Regions from separate parts of the Homo sapiens genome. Here region 2 is linked to region 1. Evidence: read pairs that join two places in POLR2A ChIA-PET (ENCODE). Cell type or tissue: HepG2. All regions are shown on one strand. Links, peaks and the distances in the headings refer to the core of each region. The heading gives the core; the rest is flanking DNA.

Region 1 (7,869 bases), core at 1,519-6,518:
AAAATTCTCAGCTCACTTACAATTGGCTGATGGTTGTGCCCTTGAACTTCTTTTGAGAGAACAATGTTCCAAAGGGCAGGTCTGCGCTGGGTGTGGTGGCCCAGGCCCATGGTCTCAGCTACGCAGGAGGCTGAGGTGGGAGGACCCTTGAGCCCAGGAAGTTGAGGCTGCATTCCAGCCTGGGTGTTGGAGCGAGACGTTATCTCAAACAAAACAAAGGGGAGACAAGTCCGTGGGGTGCGCTGGTGGTACCTCCTTCCTTGTCCCCTGTTGCCATCACCCTCGGTGGTGCACAGCCTGTGAGGCCACCAAGGAGGTGGCCCTGCCCCGGCCCTGCTGTGGTTGCTTCCTCAGAGGGAGGCCGAGCTCAGGCTCAGAACTTTGCCTTTCCACTACTTTCCTTCTGACATCACCCTTGGGCTGGAAAATCCATGGTCCTCAAGTGGCTACTGTGATCTGTGTGTAGCAGTCTTTCTGCATAGCCCTGTGGTTATCAGGGTTAGAATGTTCCAGAAAGGTAACACTCCTGTTTGAGACTGTTGGTAAGGGAATGGCACTCATGGCCTGAGCCAATGTGTGTTGGCCGTGTCCTTCCAGAGTTCGATGTTTAGCTCTGCACGTGCTCTGCGGGTCTGCTTGGGTCTGCAGGTCCTGAGGGGCTTCCCTGCTCCCTCCCAGCATCAGGTTAGGGCTCTGGTTCATCTGTAGTAGGTCTCCGCACCAGTTCTGGCGTTGCCAGGGCTGAAAGTGTGGGCCGTCAGGGCCGCCAGGTGACTCTGTCCTTGAGATCCTGAGGGCACATTGGATGCCAGAGACTCTGGGTTGGGGGCTGGAGTGAAGGTGGCGGGAGCCTCAGCAGGGCCCCCACCGTGTCTGCGCTCACCTTCTAGCAGCAAACAGTGCGCCAAGCAGCAGCTGGGGGACAGGGTCATAGACACTGAGAGCTGTGGGCGTCCAGGGGAGGGGCAGGCTCCATGGACCTGGGGTGGGGAGAGGCTTCTGGAGAATCCAAGCTGCCACCTGAGGGGCAGGAGGAGGTGGCTGGGCAGAGGCGGCAGGCCAGGACGGGGGAGCTGTGAAGAGACAGGTTTATGGAGACCTGGAGCCCCTGAGGGCTGAGCGCCCCGAAGGAAGGGGATGGGAAGGCACTGGAGAGGTGTTGGTATAGCCACTGTGAACACTTCTTTTTATTTCTCCAGGACCTTTTTTTTTTTTTTTTTTTTTTTTTGAGACCGAGTTTCACTCTTGTTGCCCAGGCTGGAGTGTAGTGGCGCAATCTCGGCTCACTGCAGCCTCTGCCTCCCGGGTTCAAGCGATTCTCCTGCCTCAGCCTCTCGAGTAGCTCGGATTACAGGCGCGCACCACCATGCCTGGGTAATTTTTGTATTGTTATTCGAGATGGGGTTTCACCATGTTGGCCAGGCTGGTCTTGAACTCCTGACCTCAGGTGATCCACCCGCCTTGGCCTCCCAAAGTGCTGGGATGACAGGCATGAGCCACCGCGCCTGGCCAGGACTGTTTTTTAAACATGAAGAAGTAGCCAGTGGGTCCCTAACTGGTGGGAAACATGTTGAGGAGGGAGTTATTCCACGAGCAACACCCACGTTGCTGGGGCTTGGGAGCTTTCGTTCTCATTGCTTTTCCCACCCTGGTGTTTCCTGCTGGAAATCACTTGTTACACTGCCCTTTCCAGCTTGAGGTAGTAGCCCTTTCCAGCTTGAGGTAGTAGCCCTTTCCAGCTTGAGGTAGTAGCCCTTTCCAGCTTGAGGTAGTAGCCCTTTCCAGCTTGAGGTAGTAGCCCTTTCCAGCTTGAGGTAGTAGCCCTTTCCAGCTTGAGGTAGTAGCCCTTTCCAGCTTGAGGTAGTAGCCCTTTCCAGCTTGAGGTAGTAGCCCTTTCCAGCTTGAGGTAGTAGCCCTTTCCAGCTTGAGGTAGTAGCCCTTTCCAGCTTGAGGTAGTAGCCCTTTCCAGCTTGAGGTAGTAGCTCTTTCCAGCTTGAGGTAGTAGCCCTTTCCAGCTTGAGGTAGTAGCCCTTTCCAGCTTGAGGTAGTAGCCCTTTCCAGCTTGAGGTAGTAGCCCTTTCCAGCTTGAGGTAGTAGCCCTTTCCAGCTTGAGGTAGTAGCCCTTTCCAGCTTGAGGTAGTAGCTCTTCAACTCTTTTTTTTTTTTTTTTTTGAGGTCGAGTCTCGCTCTGTTGCCCAGGCTGGAGTGCAGCAGCACGATCTCAGTTCACTGCAAGCTCTGCGTCCCAGGTTCACGCCATTCTCCTGCCTCAGCCTCCCAAGTAGCTGGGACTATAGGCACCTGCCACCGCGTCCAGCTAATTTTTTGTATATTTATTTATTTATTTATTTTTGAGACGGAGTCTTGCTCTGTTGCCCAGGCTGGAGTGCAATCGTGCAGTCTAGGCTCACTGCAACCTCTGCTTCCCAGGTTCAAGCGATTCTCCTGTCTCAGCCTCCCAAGTAGCTGGGATTACAGGCACACGCCACCACACCCGGCTATTTTTGTATTTTTTGTAGAGACGGGGTTTCACCATGTTGGCCAGGCTGGTCTCAAACCCCTGACCTCAGGTGATCCACCTGCCTCAGCCTCCCAAAGTACTAGGATTACAGGCTTGAGCCACCACGCCTGGCAATTTTTTGTACTTTTAGTAGAGACGGGGTTTCACTGTTAGCCAGGATGGTCTCTATCTCCTGACCTCGTGATCTGCCCACCTCAGCCTCCCAAAGATGCCGGGATTACAGGCGTGAGCCACCACGCCCGGCCAGTAGCTCTTCAACTCTTAACATGAAAGATGGGAACTTAAAACTCTTCTGCTGCCTCCCTCGCAGCTCTCACTTCTCCCAGCCTCTTTAACAGTGTAAATATTTCTGTTCTGGGTGTGTCTTTCCCTTTGCCAGATAACAGAGGGTCCTGGCAGTGATGCCCCAGTGCTGGCAGGGTCCTGCCCACATGCGTGGAACCGGGAGGGTTTGGAGGGTTTCGGGCCTAGGAGGAACCTGCCACCCACACCGAGTCTGCTCCTCTTCCCATGTGAACTTGTGTTCTGTTTACTTTAGCGTTGTTTCATTGGAGTTTGGTACAAAGAAGATAGCAGTGCACGTATGGGCTCTGCCGTGTTGAACTCGGAGCATCTCCCTGCTCCCTGCTGGTCAAGGTGTAGCCTCAGAACCACTCCGAATTGGCCAGAACGGTTGTGGTTAGTGGCCCAGTTAGGAGTCTGTGCTCTGCCTCCCACAGGGAGGAGGAACAGGCAACCTCAGAAGGAAGTCCCTTCCGCGGGCAGAGGGTTTGTGGTCCTCATGCTTTGAGAAGGGGGCGTTGGAAATGGGGGCTGCTGTCAGGGGGCTGCTGCACTGAGGGGCTCGCTTGGAGGCTCTGAAATGAACCTGATGGTCTCTGGGACCTGTGCTAGGCCCCAGGGCTGCCCTGCCTCTCGAGGTCTGCCTCAGCCCCAGGCTCAGCTTAGAGGAGCTGGTCTGGCACTCAGGACGCTCAGCTTCCCGCCCCTCGGTGCAGGGCACCCGAGGCTTCAGGTTAGGTGCAGGGCAGGGCTCCCAGGGTTGTGGATGTGCTGAGCGTGGACGTGGAGGTAAGTGGCAGGAGCCTGCGGGGAGGTGGGCTGTGCATTGCCGACCTGGTGTCCTGAGCGCAGCCTGGGCCCGCTTGCCTCCAGTGCCGCGGTTCACGCTGCCCATCCTGCTTGCACCAGCTGGCATGTTTCCTCTCCAGGTTCCGAGGATTCTGAAGACGACGGGGAGACATTGCTGGAGGTAGCGGGTACTCAGGGGAAACTGGAAGCCGCTGGCTCTTTCAATTCTGATGATGATGCAGAGAGCTGCCCAATCTGTCTCAACGCATTCAGAGACCAGGCCGTGGGGACGCCGGAGAACTGTGCCCATTACTTCTGCCTGGACTGCATTGTCGAATGGTCCAAGGTGAGTTCACCTCTGGTTGGGTGCTTCCTCCCTTCAGGATGGCCTCCCTGTTTATAGGTGACCCAGCCTGTGTTCAGCCTCTTGTGAGGTTCTAGTTGTCTGCTCTGCGGCTGACCCTGGGGCCACAGGATTGAGTCTGGCTTGGTCTTTGCTTTGTGAGCACCATGGCTCTTGGGGGTGTGGGTGAGCTCATGTGAGGCGTTTGTGGTGTATTGGTCAGGGGCAGGAGAGAGGATGGCCGTGGGTCTCCCAGGACCAGCTGCAGAAACCCTGGTTGACATAGGGGCCATCTTGGCCTGCAAGCCAGAGGCAGGTGTGCTGTGGTGCGTGGTCACTTTGCTGCCTTGACATGTGGTTCTCTCAGTTGATACAGAAAACACCGGTACGATTTGGCATTCATTCACAATAACTGGCATCAAAAGAGACTGTCCTTAAAACAGGTGAATAGAGTTTACCGTAAACGTGCAGTGTATTTTATATTTCAAAATGAACTTTTAGAAGCAGTCAGCTCCCCCCTCCCTTTCTGAATATTGTGAAAAATGTCAGAAAAGGAGAGCTTGCAGTCTGAGGATGACTCATGAGTCCCCGACCTCTGTACTCAGGGCTCAGCTCCGACACCACTACCTCTTGACTCCCTCCCCTCCCTGCGATTGCACCAGCAGCCCGTGCTGTCCCCGGCTCTCTTCAGGACCGTGACCTCACCCAGGGTTCCTAGTGACTGGGTCCTCCTGTTCTGTTTCACTGAGTAGCTGAAAACTGCCTGTATGCTTAGTTTGAAGCAGGACCCAGACATTCCTCATGCTGCTGGTGGTGGCAGGCTGTGATGTCACCCAAAGTCTGGCTCTGGTACTTCCTGTTCCTGTTCTGTTGTGGTGGGTCCACAGCACACAGTAGATTCAGACTTAGACTTTTCTTTTTTTTTTTGTTTTTTTGAGACGGAGTTTTGTTCTTGTTGCCCAGGCTGGAGTGCAATGGCGCGATCTTGGCTCACCACAACCTCCACCTTCCGGGTTCAAGCGATTCTCCTGCCTCAGCCTCCCGCGTAGCTGGAACTGTAGGTGCCCACCACCACGCCAGGGCAATTTTGTATTTTTAGTAGAGACAGGGTTTCACCATGTTGGTCAGGCTGGTCTTGAACTCCCAACCTCAGGTGATCCACCCGTCTCGGCCTCCCAAACTGCTGGGATTACAGGCGTGAGCCACCACGCCCGGCCATTTTTATTTTTATTTTTTTTTGTAGATTTTTCTTTTGGCAAGTGAAGCTTTCATTTAAATTGAGGAACAAGATACAGTGTTTGCTATGTATTTTCTGTCTGGCATTTATTAGATAAATATTGGGCAGAAGAGGGCATTTGCAAACAAGTTTGTCAGTATAGAAATCTTACAAATGGAACCGGGTGCAGTGGCTCACGCCTGTAATCTCAGCACTTCGGGAGGCCAAGGTGGGTGGATCATGAGGTCAAGAGATCAAGACCATCCTGGCCAACATGGTGAAACCCTGTGTTTACTAAAAATACAAAAATTATCCGGGCGTGGTACCACGTACCTGTAGTCCCAGCTACTCGGGAGGCTGAGGCAGGAGAATCACTTGAACCTGGGAGTTGGAGGTTGCAGTGAGCTGAGATTGCACCACTGCACTCCAGCCCGGCGACAGAGCAAGACACTGTCTCAAAAAAAAAAAAAGGAGAACTCTTACAGATGAACTGTTAAAATGCTGCTTAGCGAGATTATTGGATACGAGGTTAATAAAGATTAAAATTGTGTTTAGAAATAAGTCATAAGGAGACGTGTAAGACATTTAAAGAGCTTTTCTAACACAGCCGTGACTGAAGCAAGGCCCCTTCCCTTTCGAGACATCTTGCTCCATAGAGAGGTTGAGGATGCTGATTCCGTCCTTCCCAGCAGGAGTTCAGGGTGCTTGATGTGTTGTGAAGTCAACACAGGAGGACAGGAAGGCACCAAGAATTGCCAAGATAGCTTTGAAAAGGGGAGAAATTGCCTACTGGATATTATGATTTATAAAACTACAGGGATTGAACTGGAACCGGTCCAGGAATGGAAACCAGTCCCAGGGGTTTTGCAGGGGCTTAGAAGAGGCCTGGACACACTCGGGGGGGCAGGAGGCGCCTGTGGGGCAGGTCAGCTGGGGGCTGCTCACAGCACACACACGATGCCGGACGGAGTCAAGATCTCGGACTAGAAAGCAAAGCTGAACCTTTGAAAAGAAAGCATGGGTAGCTCTGTGATAAGAAAAGAGAAGGATTTCCTAAACAGTCTGAGAGAGTGTCTGCAAACGGGCACGGAGCATGTCAGGCTCAGCCTGAGAGGGTGTCTGCAAACGGGCACAGAGCGTGCGGGGCTCAGCCTGAGAGAGAGTCTGCAAACGGGCACGGAGCGTGCGGGGCTCAGCCTGAGAATGTCTGCAAACGGGCATGGAGCGTGCAGGGTTCAGCCTGAGAGGGTGTCTGCAAACGGGCACGGAGCGTGCGGGGCTCAGCCTGAGAGTCTGCAAACGGGCACGGAGCGTGTGGGGCTCAGCCTCAGAGAGTGTCTGTAAACGGGCATGGAGCGTGCGGGGCTCAGCCTGAGAATGTCTGCAAACGGGCATGGAGCGTGCGGGGCTCAGCCTGAGAATGTGTGCAAACGGGCACGGAGCGTGCAGGGTTCAGCAGCAGGGCTCCTCTGGGAACCCCAGTCCCACCATGGGGGGTGCTGCCGCACACCCCTGGAGCTGGTCGGTAGGAGGGCACCCCAGACTCCAGAGGTGGGGGTGTCACACGTACAACCTCAAAGGCCATGTATTCCTGGGTGTTTACCCAAGAGAAACAGGAGTGCGCCCACACGAAGACACGTCCATCGATGTTCACCACGGGGGAATGGACACGTGGACCATTTGTGTGGCAGTGTCTCTTCAGTGCTAGGGAGGGCAGAATGCCATGAGCAGAGTCCATGCTGCGGCTCCAATCCTGAGAAACCCCAGGGAAGACGTACCTAACCACACCCCTGAGACAACAGGAAGAAACAGTCAGGTGGGAGAGGGAAGGGCCCGAAGACCAGGGTGGGTACTCCACAGGTTGTATATTTGTCAGAGCCGATTGAATTATTCAGTTAAAATCAGTGTTTTCTTGTGTATGGTGTACCTTAATAAAGCCAACATAAAGATCTTATGTGGGTCAGAACACTATTAATAAAGGCAAAAATAAATTTGCAACGTATACCTGACTGTTATCCATACTATGAAAGTAAATTTTTTTTTGAGATGGAGTTTGGCTCTTGTCACCCAAGCTGGAGTGCAGTGGCGCCATCTCGGCTCACCGCAACCTCAGCCTCTCGGGTTCAAACGATTCTCCTGCCTCAGCCTCCCGAGTAGCTGGGGTTACAGGTATGCGCCACCACACCTAGCTAATTTTGTATTTTTAGTAGAGGCGGGGTTTCTCTGTGTCAGTCAGGCTGGTCTCGAACTCCCGACCTCAGGTAATCTGCCTGCCTCGGCCTCCCAAAGTGCTGGGATTACAGGTATGAGCCCCTGCTCCCGGCCTATGAAAAGAAATTCTAAAAATTTACTAGTGAATGTCCAACAATCTTTTGGAAAAGTTAGCAGAAGACTTGAACAGGCTCGCCGCAGAGGGGCCTGTGCACAATGCCGCCCCCACGCCTGTCCTTCCTCCCTTTATTGTTCTTACTTGTCACTGAGATGCTACGCGTTCATGGAGCTGCTCTTTCCTCCCCGCTAGGGCTGGCAGCTCTGCAGGGAGGCAAGGCTCGCTGTGCTCCCTCCACTGCCGTGTTGCCAGCAGCTTAGTGGAGGGCCTGGCGCATGGAGGCATTTAGCAGATACTTGATTTTCAGTGTAAAAGAATTTTTGATCTCTAAGTGAAAGTGATTGACAAGATTCTGATCCTGTTTTTATTTCTCACAGAATGCCAATTCC
Region 2 (7,407 bases), core at 637-5,636, 130 kb after region 1:
TCAGAGCAAGCCCATCGCCTTCTCCGAGCTGCGTCCTTCTCCAAGGGGGCTTCCCTGGAGGGAGGGAGGGGGCTTCCTGCAGGTCCTGATTTCACACCCACATCCTTCCTGGTGGCCAAGAGGTCCACGGAGCAGCCTCCCTCCGCTTGACTCCACCTTCCCTTGTGGGTCCAGTCCCAACTGGACGGGAGGCTGTGGGTCCTGCCCGTCGGGGGAGTGACTGGTGTCTCCCGGTTCAGAGCAGAGGAAGAAGTATTCCAACTCCAACGTCATCATGCACGAGACCTCGCAGTACCACGTCCAGGTAAGGCCCCGCCCCCAGGTAGGCTCCGCCCCCAGGGAGCACCCTCAGGACATGGCTGTCCTCAGGTTCTCGTCTCCACAAAAAATAAAATAATTAGACGGGCATGGTGGTGCCGGCCTGTAGGCCCTGCTACTGGGGAGGCTGAGGCGAGGGGGTCACTTGAGCCCGGGAGGCGGAGGCTGTAGTGAGCCAAGATCGCACCACTGCACTCCAGCCTGGGCACCTGGGTGACAGAGCTAGACCCTGTCTCAAAACGAAAGAGAGAAAGAGAGAAAGAGAGAAAGGGAGGAAGGGAGGAAGGGAGGAAAGCTCCAGGGAGAGTGGTCAGCCCAGCTTCTGACACCCACGGGGCCGGGGGAGGCCAGAGCCAGAACTGCCCACACTGTCCCGGGCTCAGCCACGGGGCCGGGGAAAGCGCCCCTCTGGTTCCAGTCCTGGGAACTCGCGGCCTGGGGGGTGAGGCAGCCCAGGGTGTGCCGGGAAAACACTGTGGCTGCTGCCCAGCCCTGGATGGGAAGAGCCCCTGGAGGAGATGATCATCCTGGCCCCAAAACGAGGAACTGTATCGGGAGGGAGCAGGCAGAACAAAGACGCCCTTGATGGGGGATTCAGGGAGGCCCGGGCTGCTTCTCAGGGCTCAGACGGGGCTGCCTGCACGCGCCGGACCAGCCGCCAGCCCTGAGGGCTTTTCTGTTCTCCTAGGTCAGTTTCATTGACACGGAGAACTCAGGAAATGTTTTTTTGGGGGGTTTTGTGTGCGTGTGTGCGTGTGTGCGTGCGTGCGTGTGTGTGTGTGTGTGTGTGTCTTTTTTTCTTCCTTTCTTTCTCTCTCTCTCTGTCTCTCTCTTTTCTTTTCTTTCTTTCATTTTGAGACAGGGTCTAGCTCTGTCACCCAGGTGCCCAGGCTGGAGTGCAGTGGTGCGATCTTGGCTCACTACAGCCTCCGCCTCCTGGACTCAAGTGATCCCCTCACCTCAGCCTCCCCAGTAGCTGGGCCTACAGGCTGGCCCCACCATGCCCATCTAATTATTTTATTTTTTTGTGGAGATGGAAGTCTCCCTATGTTGCCCAGGCTGGTCTCAAACTCCTAGGCTCAAGCAATCCTCCCCCCTCCTAGCCAGGCCTGGTAGTGTGAGCTCGTAGTCCAGCTACTTGGGAGGCTCAGGCAGGAGGATCCCACCACGGCCCTCCAGCAGCCTGGGCAACAGAGTCTTAGGCCAGGCGCGGTGGCTCACGCCTGTAATCCCAGCACTTTGGGAGGCTGAGGTGAGTGGATCATCTGAGGTTAGGAGTTTGAGACCAGCCTGACCAACATGGCAAAACCTCATGTCTACTGAAAATACAAAATTAGCCAGGCGTCGTGGTGCATACCTATAATCCCAGCTACTCGGGAGGCTGAGGCAGGAGAATCACTGGAACCCAGGAGGCGGAGGTTGCAGTGAGCCGAGATCACACCACTGCACTCCAGCATGGGCAACAGAGCGAGACTCCATCTCAAAAAAGAGAAAAAAAAAAGGGACCAGGCGCGGTTGTTCATACCTGTAATCCCAGCACTTTGGGAGGCCGAGGCGGGTGGATCACCTGACGTCAGGAGTTCGAGACCAGCCTGACCAACATGGTGAAACCCCATCTCTACTAAAACTACAAAACTTAGCTGGACGTGGTGGTGGGAGCCTGTAGTCCCAGCTACTTGGGAAGCTGAGACAGGAGAATCACTAGAACCCGGGAAATGGAGGTTGCAGTGAGCCGGGATTGCGCCACTGCACTCCAGCCTGGGGGACAGGGCGAGACTCCATCTCAAAAGGAAAAAAAAAAAGGCCCCTGCGCCTGGGTACGAGCTGGGCTCCCGGTTGTGGTCCAAGCCTGGGTGCGAGCTGGGCTCCCGGTTGTGGTCCAAGCCTGGGTGCGAGCTGGGCTCCCGGTTGTCGTCCAAGCCTGGGTGCGAGCTGGGCTCCCGGTTGTCGTCCAAGCCTGGGTGCGAGCTGGGCTCCCGGTTGTCGTCCAAGCCTGGGTGCGAGCTGGGCTTCCGGTTGTGGTCCAAGCCTACAGGACTAGGAAAAGGAGGGAGGGTGAGGGAGCCTGGAGCTGGGTCCTCCTGCAGGACCAGTCCTTTCTGCCACAAACAGCCCTGGCTGGGGGCCCAAAATGCCCCCTGGTTCCCCCTTGCTGTCCTCCACACCTGCAGAGGTGAGACAGGTCACTACTCTTTGAGCCTCAGTTTCCTCGTCTGTACAATGGGTCCAAAGAGCCATCAGGAGTCCCTGAGCTCTTGAATCGGGCTGTTTTGGGTGACCAGGGCCCTCCCAGCAGCCTGGGCAGCTAGACCCTGCATACAGCCAGGCTGGTGACTTCGGCCAGCTCAGTGTCCAGGGGAAGGCACAGAGCAGTGGCCGAGTTCACTTTAGTCCCCTCTTCCTGGGCAGCTCCACCACCTTTCTCAGGGACTCTGCCCTCTTCGGGAGGAGCCTGGGGCCTCTCAGCCTGGCTCCTGGACTTTGGCCCCAGCTGGCCTGGCCTGGCCCCCAGCCAGCAGGAGCCTCGTCTGCCCAGAGGCCAACAGAGTGAGGAGTGGAGGGTGGGTGGGGCTTTCCTGCCTCTCCCCGATGAGGACACTGGGGACCAGAGAGAGGGTGAGAGTCTGGTGGGAAGTCTCTCCAGCCAGGTGGGGGCCGGATCAGATTGGCCCTGACAGTGGGTGGGGGGCACCTGAGCCCGGGTCCATGGTTTGCTTTTTTCTAAGTTATCACACAGTAAAAGCCATGTGTACGTGGGGGTGTGGTTCTGTTGCCACCATAGTCGACCCATCAGCCCCATCACTCCAAACCTGTGAATCCCCGACCTTGGTGGCTACCCCCAACCTCTGGCAACACCTGCCTGCCTTCATCACCACAGTTTCTGTTTGTTTGTGTGTTTGAGACGGAGTCTCGCTCTGTCACCCAGGCTGGAGTGCAATGGCGCGATCTCAGCTCACTGCAACCTCTGCCTCCCAGGTTCAAACCATTCTCCTGCCTCAGCCTCCTGAGTAGCTGGGACTACAGGCGCCCGCCACCACGCCTGGCTAAATTTTTTTTTCTCTGAGACAGAGTCTCACCCTGTCACCTAGGCTGGAGTGCGGTGGCGTGATCTTGGTTCACTGCAACCTCCGCCTCAAGGGTTCAAGTGATTCTCCTGCCTCAGCCTCCCCAGTACCTGGGATTACAGGCACGCACCACCACACCCAGCTAATTTTTTATATCTTTAGCAGAGATGGGGTTTCACCATGTTGGCCAGGCTGGTCTTGAACTCCTGACCTCAATTGATCCACCCACCTCAGCCTCCCAAAGTGGTGGGATTACAGGCGTGAGCCACCGTGCCTGGCCTAATTTTTGTATTTTTAGTACAGATGGGGTTTCACCATGTTGGCCAGGCTGGTCCCCAACGCCTGACCTCAAGTGATCCACCTGTTTTCACTATGTTGGCCAGGCTGGTCCCCAGTGCCTGACCTCAGGTGATCCACCTGCCTCCCAAAGTGCTGGGATGACGGACTGAGTCACTGCGTCCGGCCTCCATCATTGTGGTTTGATAAGTGGAAATTAATTTTTATGATGTCCATTCGTATGTGTTTTTCTTTTATGGTTTAGGGTTTTTGGCATCCTAAGAAGTCATCCTTTGACCAAATTTCTGGAGATTTCTTCCGTGTTTTCTTTTATTTTTTGTAAATTAGGAATTCACTGTGGAAGTTCCTGTGTTTTCTTTTTCTTTTCTTTTTTCTTTTTTTTTTTGAGGTGGAGCTTTGCTGTGTCACCCAGGCTGGGGTGCAGTGGCGTGATCTTGGTTCACTGCAACCTCCACCTCTTGGGTTCAAGCAATTCTCCTGCCTCAGCCTCCTGAGTATCTGGGATTACAGGAATCCATCACCATGCCCGGCTCATTTTTTGTATTTTCATCAGAGATGGGGTTTCACCATGTTGGCAAGGCTGGTCTCGAACTCCTGATCCCAGGTGATCCACCAGCCTTAGCCTCCCAAAGTGCTGGGATTACAGGCGTGAGCCGCCGCGCTGGGCCAGTTCCTGTGTTTTCTTTTGGATGCTTCCCAGTGTAGGCTTTTGCGTTTAGGGCCAGGATCCATTTTATTTTATTTTATTTTATTTTATTTATTTTTTTATTTAATTTTTAAATTTTATTTTATATTTATTTTATTTTATTTTATTTTTTTTTGAGACAGTCTCAATGTACTGGACCACACTGATTGACTGTTTTGAATGTTGAACCAGCCTAATCCTCATTTATTCCAAGTGTGTGATCCTTTTTCCTGTGTTGAGGGACTGATGTGGTAATATTGTTGTTAGGGGTATTTTGTGTTGATGTCCATTAGAGGTACTGGTCTGTAATTTTCGTATAATGCCTATGGCAGGTTGTGTGGCAGGGTTATGTTGGTTTTATAAAATGGGTGGGGAAGTATTCCCTCCTCTTCTGTTTTCAGAAAGAGTTTGTGGGCCGGGCGCGGTGGCTCATGCCTGTAATCCCAGCACTTTGGGAGGCTGAGGTGGGCAGATCACAAGGTCAGGAGATCAAGACCATTCTGGCTAACATGGTGAAACCCCGTCTCTACTAAAAATACAAAAAATTAGCCAGGTGGGATGGCGGGTGCCTGTAGTCCCAGCTACTCGGGAGGCTGAGGCAGGAGAATGGCGTGAACCCCGGAGGCGGAGCTTGCAGTAAGCTGAGATTGCGCCACTGCACTCCAGCCTGGGAGACAGAGTGAGACTCTGTCTCAAAAAAAAAAAAAGAGTTTGTGAAAGCTTGTTATTGTTTCTTCCTTAGATATTTGTTAGGATTTGCCAGTGCTGCCCTCGGAGCACAGGATTTTCTTTGTGGGAAGGTTTCGGTTATTAATCCCCTCTCCTGCCTGTAAGATCTGTAGTGATGCCCCCTCTTTTGTTCTGGTTTTTGAGAATTTGTGTTTTCTCTAGTATTTTTCTTGATCAGGCTTGCTAGGGATTTACCAAGTTTATTAACCTTCTCATAACTAACTTTGGGCTCTGTTGATTTGTGTCTGTCAGTAGTCTGTGTAAAGTGCGTTGACCTCCTCTTAATTTTCTACCTTCCACTTACTGTGGGTTTTATTTGATTCACTTTATCTTTTTCTTTTGTTTTTTTTTTTTTTTTTTTTGAAATGGAGTCTTGCTCTGTCGCCCAGGCTGGAGTGCAGTGGCACGATCTTGATTCACTGCAAGCTCCGCCTCCTGGGTTCACGCCATTCTCCTGCCTCAGCCTCCCAAGTAGCTGGGACTACAGGTGCCCACCACCACGCCCAGCTAATTTTTTGTATTTTTAGTAGAGACGGGGTTTCACCGCGTTAGCCAGGATGGTCTCGATCTCATGACCTCACGATCCGCCTGCCTCGGCCTCCTAAAGTGCTGGGATTACAGGCATGAGCCACCGCGCCCGGCATTGATTCACTTTTCCTACCTGCTTAAGGTGAAACCTTAGATTATTTATCTTTTTTTTTTTTTTTTTTTTCTGAGATGGAGTCTCACTCTGTCACCCAGGCTGGAGTGCACTGGTGCAATCTCAGCTCACTGCAACCTCCGCCTCCTGGGTTCAAGCGATTCTCCTGCCTCAGCCTCCCAAGTAGCTGAGGTTACAGGCATGCACCACCATGCCTGGCTAATTTTTGTGTGGGGTTTTTTTTTTTTTTGAGACAGAGTCTCGCTCTGTCACCCAGGCTGGAGTGCAGTGGCACCATCTCAGCTCACAGCAAGCTCCGCCTCCCAGGTTCATGCCATTCTCCTGCTTCAGCCTCCTGAGTAGCTGGGACTACAGGCGCCCGCCACCCCGCCCGGCTAATTTTTTGTGTTTTTAGTAGAGATAGGGTTTCACCGTGTTAGCCAGGATGGTCTTGATCTCCTGACTTTGTGATCTGCCTGCCTCAGCCTCCCAAAGTGCTGGGATAATTTTTGTATTTTCAGTACAGACAAGAGTTTTGCCATGTTGGCCCAGCTGGTCTCAAACTCCTGATCTCAAGTGATCCACCCTCCTTGGCCTCCCAAAGTGCTGGGATTACAGGCGTGAGCCACCGTGCCTGGCCAGATTATTGATCTTAAGTCTTTCTTCTTTTCTAAGATATTCATGGAAAGCTCTACATTCTCCTTGCAGCACTGGTTTAGTTGTATTCCACAAATTGTGATATGTATGTTCAGAATGCTTTCTAGTTTTCTTGTGACTTCATCTTTGATGCATGGGTTATTTAGAAATATGTTGCTTTGTTTCTAAACATTTGGGGATTTTCTGGTTTTATTTTTATTATGGGTTTCTACCTTAATTCTGTTATGATCAAAAAACATATTCTGTACTGTTGCAGTCACTTGAGATTTACTGAGACTTGTTCTGTGGCCCAGCAGCCTGGTTTTTCTTGTTTGGTTGTATTGTGTGTTTCAGGTTTTACTCTGCCTCTCGCAGAGAGATGAGTGGCCTCATAGTCCCTTGCGTGTTTCTGCACACTTATTTTATTTATTTATTTATTTTTGAGACAGAGTCTCGCTCTGTTGCCCAGGCTGGAATGCAATGGCACGATCTCGGCTCACTGCAATCTCTACCTTCCGGGTTCAAGTGATTCTCTTAACTCAGCCTCCTGAGTAGCCGGGGTTACAGGCGCCCACCACCACGCCGGGCTAATTTTTGTATTTTTAGTAGAGACGGGGTATCACCGTGTTGGTCAGGCTGGTCTCGAACTCCTGACCTTGTGATCCACCTGCCTTGGCCTCCCAAAGTGCTGGGATTACAGGCATGAGCCACCGTGTCTGGCCCTGTGCCCACTGTAACCTGTTGGATCTGCCCACTTCTTTAACCTGTTGATGGACATGTAGGCTGGGTCCAGTCTTTATTATTACAAATAGTTCTGCATTGAGCAGCCTGGTACCGATGCCACATTTTGCACGTGTGCAGATTACCTGTAGTAGAATTGGGAGGGGATGGTGTGTGCAGCTTTAGAGGTGCCACTGGCCTCTCCCCAGAGAGGCTGGGCAGGTGCTGGATGAGGGCATCCTTTCTCCACATCCTAACCCATAAGTAAAACCCACAATGACTATTAGTATTGGGCAATAGAATAGGTAAAAAAACAC

Evidence for each region. ChIA-PET counts read pairs that join two places held together with the same protein. Peaks named below come from ENCODE experiments on the same cell type or tissue, not always from the same donor. Only the 100,000 strongest peaks of a DNase experiment are listed, where the experiment ranks them.
Region 2: POLR2A ChIA-PET joins it to region 1 with 7 read pairs; 8 of 35 experiments call an interaction of 5 or more read pairs at or near these places.

Annotation. Positions count from the first base shown.
Region 1 is chr11:583,527-591,395 of GRCh38, forward strand. PHRF1 (PHD and ring finger domains 1) reads left to right here. Exons shown (of 18, transcript NM_001286581.2): 4 at 3,733-3,938; 5 at 7,858-7,869. Among named protein-coding and RNA genes, the nearest start is that of PHRF1, 11 kb to the left of the region's middle. RefSeq lists enhancers at 237-738, 739-1,238. In HepG2, for the core only: no CTCF peak of the experiment used is centred there; a DNase peak (open chromatin) is centred at 4,595.
Region 2 is chr11:710,183-717,589 of GRCh38, forward strand. EPS8L2 (EPS8 signaling adaptor L2) reads left to right here. Exons shown (of 21, transcript NM_022772.4): 4 at 240-304. Among named protein-coding and RNA genes, the nearest start is that of EPS8L2, 7.7 kb to the left of the region's middle. RefSeq lists an enhancer at 1-454. In HepG2, for the core only: no CTCF peak of the experiment used is centred there; DNase peaks (open chromatin) are centred at 889 and 2,799.